Linked DNA regions of Homo sapiens: region 2 is linked to region 1. A link is a loop called in an ENCODE intact Hi-C map of the cell type or tissue named here. Cell type or tissue: chondrocyte. All regions are shown on one strand.

Region 1 (5,000 bases):
CCTTCACCGTCCACTTCACCAAGTCACCAAGCCCTAAAGAATCTACTTCTGACATGTCTCCCATGACAATTTCTTACTTTGGATTCTCACTGCTCCATTCAGACTGTGAATAGGGTCAACAATTTTCATCTCCCATTTGCATTCACCTCCTACTTGGTCTTTTCTCCTCCTCCTCTGTCTCTGTTCTCTCCAATCCATCTTACCAATCAATCTTCCTAAAGTCTGACTTTAGTTAGGTGACTTACCTGTTCAGTAATCTTCAGTGGCTCCCTATTACTTAACCAAATTGAATTCTGACATTTAAGGTACAATTTAATAGGACCTGCCAAACAATTTCCCTAATCTCACTTCTCTCTTCTTCCCACACATATCTTGGAGGGGGAATAGCATGGCTCCAGAGTCGAATCCCAACCTAGTAGTGCTATAGCCTTGGGTAAATTATTTAAGTCATCTGAGCCTCTGCTTCCCCATCCATAAAATGGTAGTATTAGCAGCATCTACCTCATGTGTGATTATGAGGATAAGATGAAAAATATATATATAAAGTAAATAATATCCAGCATACAGTAGGTTCTTGATAAATATCACTTACTACTTTTATTGCATCACTGCAGTCAAACTGCATTGCTTGGTTTTCCCATATAAATTTTACGACTTATTTCCCCTCCTAATTTTGCTCCTACTCTTCCCTCTGCCTAACTTTGACACAACATCTTTGCCTTCTGAAAGCACCTCCTAGACTCTAAGGCCCTACTCAGGTGCTGCTTTCTCTGTGAACTTTTCTTTGACCACCAGCCACAGGAGCTCTCTTCTTGCTCCTCTGAATGGTAGCGCTCTGCTTCCAGCACTCTGAGGCATTTATACTGCCTTCTGGTGAGCTGTGTGAATGCTTTATCTCCTACAAATCAGGGCAGGACCATGTCTTCCTCATGTTTAATTTCCTCTACACTGTCCAGCACAGGATCTGGCACAAAGTTGAAACTCAGGAAACTTTAATGGAAAGATTGAGTGGATGACATTTCCTGTTTCTCATCAATAAAGTTTCATCTTCATACTCAACTGTTAAATATTTATTGTCTCTTTTTAATACATCTTATTAAGCCTAGGATTAATCAATATGGTTCCTGTTCTCTCAAAGCTCACAGCTAGTTCAGATTATACTTTCAGAAAGTAGAATGAAAACAAGTCAGGGCAATATTTAACAATGTGTTTAATCAACTATAATCAAATTTCATAATGTATAATCTAGACAGTCATTCCCGGGTGGTCAATCTAGGGAGGAGTCTGTAGGAATTAGAAGGTGAGATGGGGAGGGGCAGAGGCAGAAATCTTCACCAGAAGGTTGAGCAGACAGAAAGGCAGTTGAATTCAGGTCAGGAAAGTAGGAGGAAAAATAATTTTACAGGAGAATAATCATACCTGCTTTCATGGAGGTGGGGGGCAAGTGGGACGGAGTGTAAACTAAGAGGAGTGTGTCATCTACTTAGTTAATGACTCTTTGTCTTGCAGTACTGGTGGAGGACAATGGACACCAGCTACATTGTTCACAAGTGGTAATTATCATGACTACAAACACCAGGGATTAATACTTACCTATCGAAGACCATATGAGTAATGGGTGTCTCCCAAGCCTGTAACTGAAAGCACCTTCTAGACTCTAAGGCCCTACTCAGGTGCTGCTTTCTCTATTATACAACTTCTATTCCTGGAAAATCAATGTTGATTAAAGAAGTTTCTGGCCAGGCATGGTGGCTCATGCCTGTAATCCCAGCACTTTGGGAGGCTGAGGCGGGCAGATCACCTGAGGCCAGGAGTTCGAGATCAGCCTGGCTAACATGGCGAAACCCTGTCTCTACTAAAAATACCAAAAAAAAAAAAAAAAACTAGCCAGGCGTGGTGGTGGGCTCTTGTAATCCCAGCTACTCGGGAGGCTGAGGCATGAGAATCACTTGAACCCGGGAAGCGGAGGTTGCAGTGAGCCGAGATTACGCCACTGCACTCCAGACTGGGTGATGGAGTGAGACTCTGTCTTAACAATAAATAAATAAACTTTCCTGAGTTTTTGCTTTTTCTATTTTGAGGCTCCCAATTGCTGTTCAGGTTAATAAGGTCACAGCTCCATGCTTCACCTAAGAGAAGAGGGTTTACCAGGAAGTCCGACTTGCCTCTTAGCCACAGATGGTTGTAAGGCATGAGCCGATTGTGAGTTGAGGTGTAATTTAAATAATCCTAGAAAGAAACGCACATGTCTGAAATTACACCCTTATATCTCATGAAGTTGTATCCAGTTCCCTTCCTAACAAATCCAAGCATTCCTGACGAAGGACACAGAAAAGTCTCTAATCTTTTGGCTTGAATGTGATTAGCATCCTTTAAGAGGAGGAGAGAAGGCATGGAACGAGACGGAGGAGGACAGGTCCCTGAGCAGGAAAGGTGAGGGACAAAATAACCCGCACCCTGTCAGGTCTAAAGAAGCCTCCTGTCCCTCGCCTGCAGACCTGGGTCGGATTCCTCTGCTCCCACAGGGGACAGCAGTACGGGGGAAGGCAGCTTGGTGGAGTCCGCAGGCGTCCCCCGCTTGGAGGTGCAGCGCGGAGCTCGCAGTCCCCAGGCGGGAGAGCGCGGGAGGGCGGCCGGCGGGCTCAGGTCCTCGGTGGCGGGGGGGGTGCAGCCATGTAAGGCCTTACGAAATGTGCAGAGCCGGCCCTGGCGCCGGCAGTACGGCTGCGGAGGGACGGACACCCACGCGAAAGACCGCCCCAGGCCCTGCCAGCCGCGGACTGCGGAGGCTTCCGCACAGGCGGGCAAACCGCGCTGCGTCCGCCCCGCCCCGGCCTGCCCTGAGCCGCGGGGCTCCAGGGCCCACGACGCTTACTTAGGTGGAGTTTCCAGTTGAGCTCGGCTCGAGGGTTTAAATGGATGATGTGTTCCATCCGAAGTCGGAGTTCATGTGATCTTACTTTTGTGTCTAACTCCGTTCTCACCTCTATCCCTAAATTACTCTCTTCGGCTCCCACCCCTGAGCGCCCTCGCCTGACAGCGATCGGCACTCGTGCTGCCACCTGCAGGTGAAAGAGGAAATTGAGCGAACTCAAGTTGGGCGGCCCACTGCTGGAGGAGGGCTTTCAGGACAGGGTAGCGGATATTCCAGATTACTGGAAATCCTGGAATTACTAAGATTTAGATATATTACGCCCAAAGAGCACAACAATTGGCAAGAGACTTGATATAGCCTTCACATCCTCTGGAGGTTTTCCTTTGGTTTGTTTTTCCATTATGCGGATTTGGCAGGGGATGGATGATAAATATTTGCACGAATGCAATTTAGGGCTGTAAAACATATGTTCGCCACCAGGTCTTGTAATCGATGCACATCGGGCAGAGCTGGTTTTTTTTTTACCAGCGCCACCTCCATGATGTTACTGTGATTTCCATCATGGCAGGCTCTGCCCTGCCTATATTGCTCAGAAAGGGCCTTGTGCCATGACCAGTGGTCATACCTGGGTCATTCCTAGCCTGGCGGGTTACCCCATTACAATGTTCTCTGTGCCATAGCAAGTCTTTTTTCACGCATTCCGATACCATGATTTTGAAAATGAATGATTGTTTTTAAAATCATTTTAGAATAATTCCATTAGCATTGTGGTTGAAGCGCCCTGGAGTCAGGCTGCCTGAGTTTGAACCTGACTCCAGTTTACTTACTTGGTGACCTTGAGAAAGTTATTTATTCTCTCTGTGACTTAGTTTCCTCACATACTGAATGGGAATAATATACAGGCCACATAGGATTGTGCGTTTTAAATGAGATAATACACACAAGCACAGGAATATAACATAAAAGAGGATGTGCTCTAAGCTCAAAATGTCCAAGAAAAAAAAAAAAGTGCTCTGAGCTCAAAACATCCAGTGTCAAAAAGTCAGGCTTTGACACTAGCTAGTTTGGGAATATGGGACAAATTACTTCACTTTTCTGAGCCTCAGTTTTCTCACCTGTAATATGCAGATGATGAGAGTATCTATCTCACAGGTTATGAGAATTAAATGAGATAAAATGTCTTCCATGCTTAGACACAGTAAGGATTCAATAAATGCTAGTCTTTTAAACCTTAGCTAGTCTTTACTATTTTCAGCATTCTGTTGTTTGGAAGATTCTGGGTTTTAAACTCCCAGATAAACAATCTTCATCTGTTTGTTCACTGTTTTACTTTTGTATCTAGTACAATCATATGTAGTCCTTCTACCATCCTGGGAGGTAGGTGTCCTCATCCCCAGTTTACAGATGAAGAAGCTGAGGCTCATCGTAGTTTAGTGCCATGCCTGATATCATCATACAGCACCTGAAACCAGGGCACATACACAGCTCCACTCTCCAAGACTAGGGCTCTTTTTCCTGTATCACAGCTGCCTTTATAATTCCTCTAAATGTGATGAGCACTCATTTTATTTTACAAGCTTTTGCTAGATGCTCATGCAGTGTTTGAAATTTTTCAAGTTATGGCAACTTCCTAAAATCAGACTTGAAAATTTCAAGAAACTAAAAGAAATATACTTAGAGCCTTTTCTTCATGGCAAACCTTTTCTTCTGACTTATTAATGGCTTATTAGGTGTTGCTTTCAGAGGGAAGCATGGAGGGGGCAGCAGGAGGGGCTGCTGGAAGTACCAGTTGCTCAGAAGTGACAGGTGTGTTAAGTTCATGCATCTCCCTCCTTCCTAGCACCCCACATTCCCCTTTTGAAATGTTCCTCCCCTGTACTGAAATTGCTTATTTTCGTCCTCTTTCTCCCCTGACAGACTGTGATCTCTATGAAGCTCAAGACTGTGTCTAACATGTCAGTTCTCTAAAAGTTCTTTCAATTTTATTTCTGTAAGAAAAGAAATTCATAGAAGAAACACTCTTCAATTCAGGAGTCAGGAAACAAGATAACTTAAAAAAAAAAAAAGAAAACACTTAATAACAGATCCACACCAATCTGTAAATCAAAAGATTAGGGATAAATTT
Region 2 (5,000 bases), 130 kb before region 1:
GAAGTGTCACAGATTTAAGTGGCCTGAGAGACTGGCAATCAAAGGGGATACTTTTGGAGCTCAGCCACCTTAGCAGATAAATGCTTACCTAGAGACAGCAGTGTGAAAAGGCTCAGGAGGCATGGGCAAGCCCCTAAGACCCTGGGAAATTACCAATTCCAGGAACAGAAAGCTCCTCACCTTCACAACATTACATTAGCTCCCCATGAAATGCTTCATAGGTTTAGTTCTATCACTTTTAATCAAGGGCTCACAGGAAAGACTATAAAGACCACTGCACCAGGTAAAGCTGCTGTGTCTTTCACTAATGCTTCCCTAGCCATTCAGTCCCCAGTAAGGGTTAGTGTCAGGAGAAAGTCTGGCTGCCCAGACACACTGTGCTACCTGTTATAGGCCGATGGGATGAAAACGACTGACTCAAAGAGAACTAACTATCCTTTTTGCCTTGACTGTCAGGAAGCTTGGAGCTTCGTCAAGTTTGTTTAACTTTAGAGACAGAGTCTTGCTCGGCTGCCCAGGCTGGAGTGCAATGACGCAATCATGGTTCACTGCAGCCTCAAACTCCTAGGCTGCAGCCTTAAACTCCTGGGCTCATGATCCTTCCACTGCAGCCTCCCAAGTAGCTAAGACTATAGGTATGCACCCTCGTACCCAGCTGATTTTTTTAATTTTATTTTTTCTGTAGAGACAGAGTCTCACTGCGTTGTCCAGACTGGTCTCAAACTCCTGGCCTTAAGCAATCCTTCCATCTTGGCCTCCCAAAGTGCTGGGATTACAAGCATGAGCCACCACACCTGGCCTGTCAAGTTTTTCAGTAATCATCTCGCCAGTTTGATGACTCTCGTTCTAGAAATCTTTTTACTGAAAGCTGAACCAAATCACTAAATCCTTTTAGTAAGCAAGCAGAAAATACATAATACATGAATAAGCAAATGTTCATCACTTGTGTCTGCAGGGCACACCCTCCTGGTAGAGGGCTGAATTCAAGTGATCACATAGGATAAGAAAGTTACTCCACAAGCATAGAAGCATCAAAGCAAAGGATGCAGGATGCCTGTGGCACAGCTGAACTTTGTCTCCCCAGTCTTGGGATATTTCTAATTGATTATCTAGAACCGTCTCTCCAGGTGCCCTAGATGACCACAGCTAAAAATCCTACCTTTTAGTTTCTAGACCCTAGAAGACCAACTGATTGAACTTCACCTTTCTTAACATGCATGTTCTTGTCCTGAAGATACAATCGGGTCATCTATATATTAGGTCAACACTCCTATTTGGCCCCTTTGACAGAAACTTAGAAAGGACCATACCTTCTGGAAGTCAGGGGCCTTATTATGACTACTTTCGTCTGCTTTAAATCAACCACAGTCAAAACAGGGTGGTGGGATGGGCACAGTGGCTCACACCAGTAATCCTAATACTTTGGCTGAGGAGGATCATTTGAAGCCAGGAGGTCAAGGCTGTAGTGAGCCATGATCACGCTGCTGCACTCAGCCTGGGCAACAGTGCAAGACCCTGTCTCTTAAAAACAAAAACAAGCCAGAGTGGTGCAAGAGATAGTATACAGCAACAAGAATGCACCACCTACCACTACATGCAACCACATAGATGAATCTCAAAATACAGTAAAACACTGGCTGAAAAATGCCAGACACAAATGGCATCTTTTATATCCTGTATGAGTCTATTTATATTAAGTACAAAAACAGACCTATGCTGTTAGTCAGGACAGTGATTACACTTGATGGTGGTGGTGGGTAGGAGAACACGGGGCTGGTTCAGGTAATGATCTGTTACTGGATCTGGATGGTGGTTACCTGCTGCTTTCAGTTTCCCATGTGCATTATACTTCAATTCAAAAGACGCTGGAAAAAAAAGGCAGGTTGCACTGACTTGGCCCAAGTTTACCCACTATACACAGTCAAAGAGCCAAAGAAGATTAAAGAGGTCAAAAGAGGCCAAACAAAGAGAGATCCATCATTTAAATCTGGCCACACAAAGACTTCCAGTGACTCTGTGCTGACACATGCTTGCAACTTAATTTCAAAAGAATTTCATATTTTTGCATTATTCCTTTGCCAGTGTTTTACCACAACTCTCTGACAAGGAAACCAAGACTTGGAGAAGCCTCCCCAAATCACAGGCCTAGTCCCTGAAGACCCATAGCATCCAGTGACCAGCCGAGTGCCCTAACCTAGGGCACAGGTGTGCCCACCCTGGGAAAGCCAAGCAACTGCTGTCAGTGACCTCATTAATAATAATGCCCTCACAGACTCCTCCTGGGAAGGCTGAGGCTGTACAAAGAGCAGCAAGTTTATTCTACAAAGTTGCCAGGGCAGGGCCAGATGTTTCTGATAAAAGAAAAAAAGATGAGCCGGGGGGAAGACACACAGCAGAACATGGATTCTGTAAGTCTCCTGTCCTCTGAAAGCCCATGAACCGAAACTCAGATCTCCTATGCCACTTCTTCAGATGGGACAAGGAACTTGTCCTCGCCAGGGCAGCCATGCCACCTCAGGCCAATGCCAGCTCTGACACACTGCAGACTCACAAACCCGAGGCAGCGGGTAAGCGCAGAGCTGACCAGGGAGGCATACGGGCCACTCCTCCAGGATCCTGTTGCAGCGGTTGTGAGTCACAGGGCTTCCTGTTCTTCCAGTTCTCAGTCTCAGCTGCATCAAGTTACAGCCAGACAGACCTTAGGCAGCAGCACCTGTCCAGGGTCCAGGAGATGGGCATTTGGGACACCCGGCCCAGGGTCCTCCTGTCCTCAGACATTCTGTTCTGACTGCGGAGCAGCAGAGCAAAGGGGGATTATGTCCCAGATGCATGTGACCCTGGCACAGTTCACCTGCCAACAGATATTGACTGAGTGCCAAGTTGAGTGTGCCAGGGCTGGGCACTGAGGATACTGGGATAAAGGAGACACCAGCCTCTGCCAGGAAGGGGCTGAGTCTATTGGCAGAAGACAGATACATTAACAAGTAATTACAAACTGACAGGAAGGGCAGAACAGTAGGCAGTTTCCTTTACATTAATAAAATATGGATTTACAATCACTTAAATCACATACATCAATGTGAATCTGAGGAGTGTTTGTCTTGAAATGGTTAGAAATGTGTATGTGTTGGCCTCACTGCCCAAAATGTCCCCTCCCCTTGTCTAACAAACTCCCACTGACCCTCCATAGCCCAGCATAAATGGCCTCTCTGCAGTCATAGCAGCAGCTATCTCAATACTAGGATATAATAGGTGCTCAAGAAACCTTTGTTATAGTTATACACAAGGGGCTATGGGAACACCAAAGAGAAAAGTTGACAAGTAACTTGGTGAAGGGGAAGAGCTGGCTACTCCCGACTGACCAGGTGCTCTGTGTCGGGCCTTGCTCTTCAGGCTGGCGCCCACACTGCATGGGATCCCCGCAGCAGCATGGTTTCCTCCCAGTCCACCTGTCTGCCCTGCCTAGGATGCTAGGTCCCTAGAAGTCAGACTCTGCCTACCCCTCGACAGCCCCAGGCCAGGGACCAGAATCTGCCTCTGAGCCTCTTGCCCCACAGTGGCATCTGAACTCCCCACTCCTGTCTGCTGCCAGCGGTCCACTTGCTGGATCAAATACCTCTGGGTCTGTCCCAGTCTGCCCCATCCACCCCAAGATCACACCCACCACAGGCAAGGTACCCACACTTCCCTGCTTACCCAAGACAATCTCAGTTTACACCTGTGGTCATGGCATAACTACTGATAGTGCTTTCCTCCATTTTCAAAAGCGGCCCAGTTTGGACAATTAGGGCATCCCCCTAGATACAGCTAAGTAAATCCTGCCTTTGATCTTGGGAAACTGACACCTAAAATGATAAGAGTTCATGCTGCACAAACTGTGTTTTAAAAAAACATGATGGGGATCAAGAAACTGGGTTCCAGATCTGGGGCTTATCCTATGTGAGCTTGGGCTGGTCCCTTAGTACACAACATCTGGTTTCCTTAACTGTAAAATGAAGGGTTTGTTTAGACTACATGGTCCCAAAGGTCCCTTCCCAGCTGATACCTGACTCATAACCCCATGAAACTGAAACATAAGTGAAACTGAAACATAGTTGTCCCAGCAGCTTTGTGCTGGGGGTTAAGGGCACTGGCTCTGGAGTCACATTGCCTGGGTCTGGATTCTGGCTTGCCCTGGGGCAAGGTACTATCCTATTTTGTGCCTGGTCTCTTCATTTGAATAATAGATAATAACAGGACCTACCTGGAGGGCAGCTTGAGGGTGGCCTGAGTTACTACACACAGAGCTGATGGGAAGAGGCTACAGGACTTCATGGAGGGGACTGAGACAGAAAAGTTTGGGAGGAAACAGGAAGCAGGAAGAGGAAGTCCCTCAAATGGGAAAGAAGGAAAAGTGGCAGTTTCGAATGCCCTCATTTAACCCTAATTAAAGCTGTCAGATGGTTCATCTGGCTTTATTCCTTCAGACAATATGGAGATGCCAGAAGGAAGGGATTGGGAAAAAGGCCTTTTAAGAACATGGACCACCTCCAAGCATCCAGGGCAGAAATGGTGGAAAGGCAGGAAGGCTGAGTGGGCAGGAGGTGGGTGGGCCCCAAGGGCTTCCAGAGCCAGTTTCTCAGAGCCTGACTCACTCTCCTGGTTAACGCTGAGATAAGATTTAACCAAGGCAGGAAAGAATGTCCGGGAAATGCTTAGAGATCCATCTGCAAACAAAATGAGTGACCACCCCTAAAAGAGGGCAGCATTTTAGGGGAAATGAGATTCTCTGTTCACAGGAACAGGGCCAAGACTCCTGACTCCTGACGTGGATAAGGCAACGGCTGTTCAAGAGGTGGGATGGAGGGTATGGGTTGCACATGCAGAATCCCCCTGGGCTTCGTGAAGAACCCAGGGCACCCTGGGCTCAGCAGGAAGGAACACACTCAACAGCCCAGGGTCTGTATATGAGGGGCAAAGAGCTGACTGCCAAATCCCAGGATGCCCAGGGAACCTCACCC

What was found. Hi-C counts contacts between places; a loop is a spot of excess contacts. Peaks named below come from ENCODE experiments on the same cell type or tissue, not always from the same donor. Only the 100,000 strongest peaks of a DNase experiment are listed, where the experiment ranks them.
Region 2: it touches region 1 in a loop (2.7-fold over the local background); 33 of 110 quality-filtered maps call a loop at or near these places.

Annotation. Positions count from the first base shown.
Region 1 is chr2:74,713,251-74,718,250 of GRCh38, reverse strand. It overlaps LOC102724497 (a long non-coding RNA gene), which reads right to left and starts at 2,952. Exons shown (of 3, transcript XR_427047.5): 1 at 2,876-2,952. RefSeq lists a silencer at 2,566-2,825. In chondrocyte, CTCF peaks have their summits at 2,825 and 3,063 (motif pointing left); a DNase peak (open chromatin) is centred at 2,645.
Region 2 is chr2:74,843,196-74,848,195 of GRCh38, reverse strand. The region is part of intron 1 of HK2 (hexokinase 2); the gene reads right to left. Among named protein-coding and RNA genes, the nearest start is that of HK2, 12 kb to the right of the region's middle. RefSeq lists a silencer at 2,600-2,894. In chondrocyte, no CTCF peak of the experiment used is centred here; a DNase peak (open chromatin) is centred at 2,580.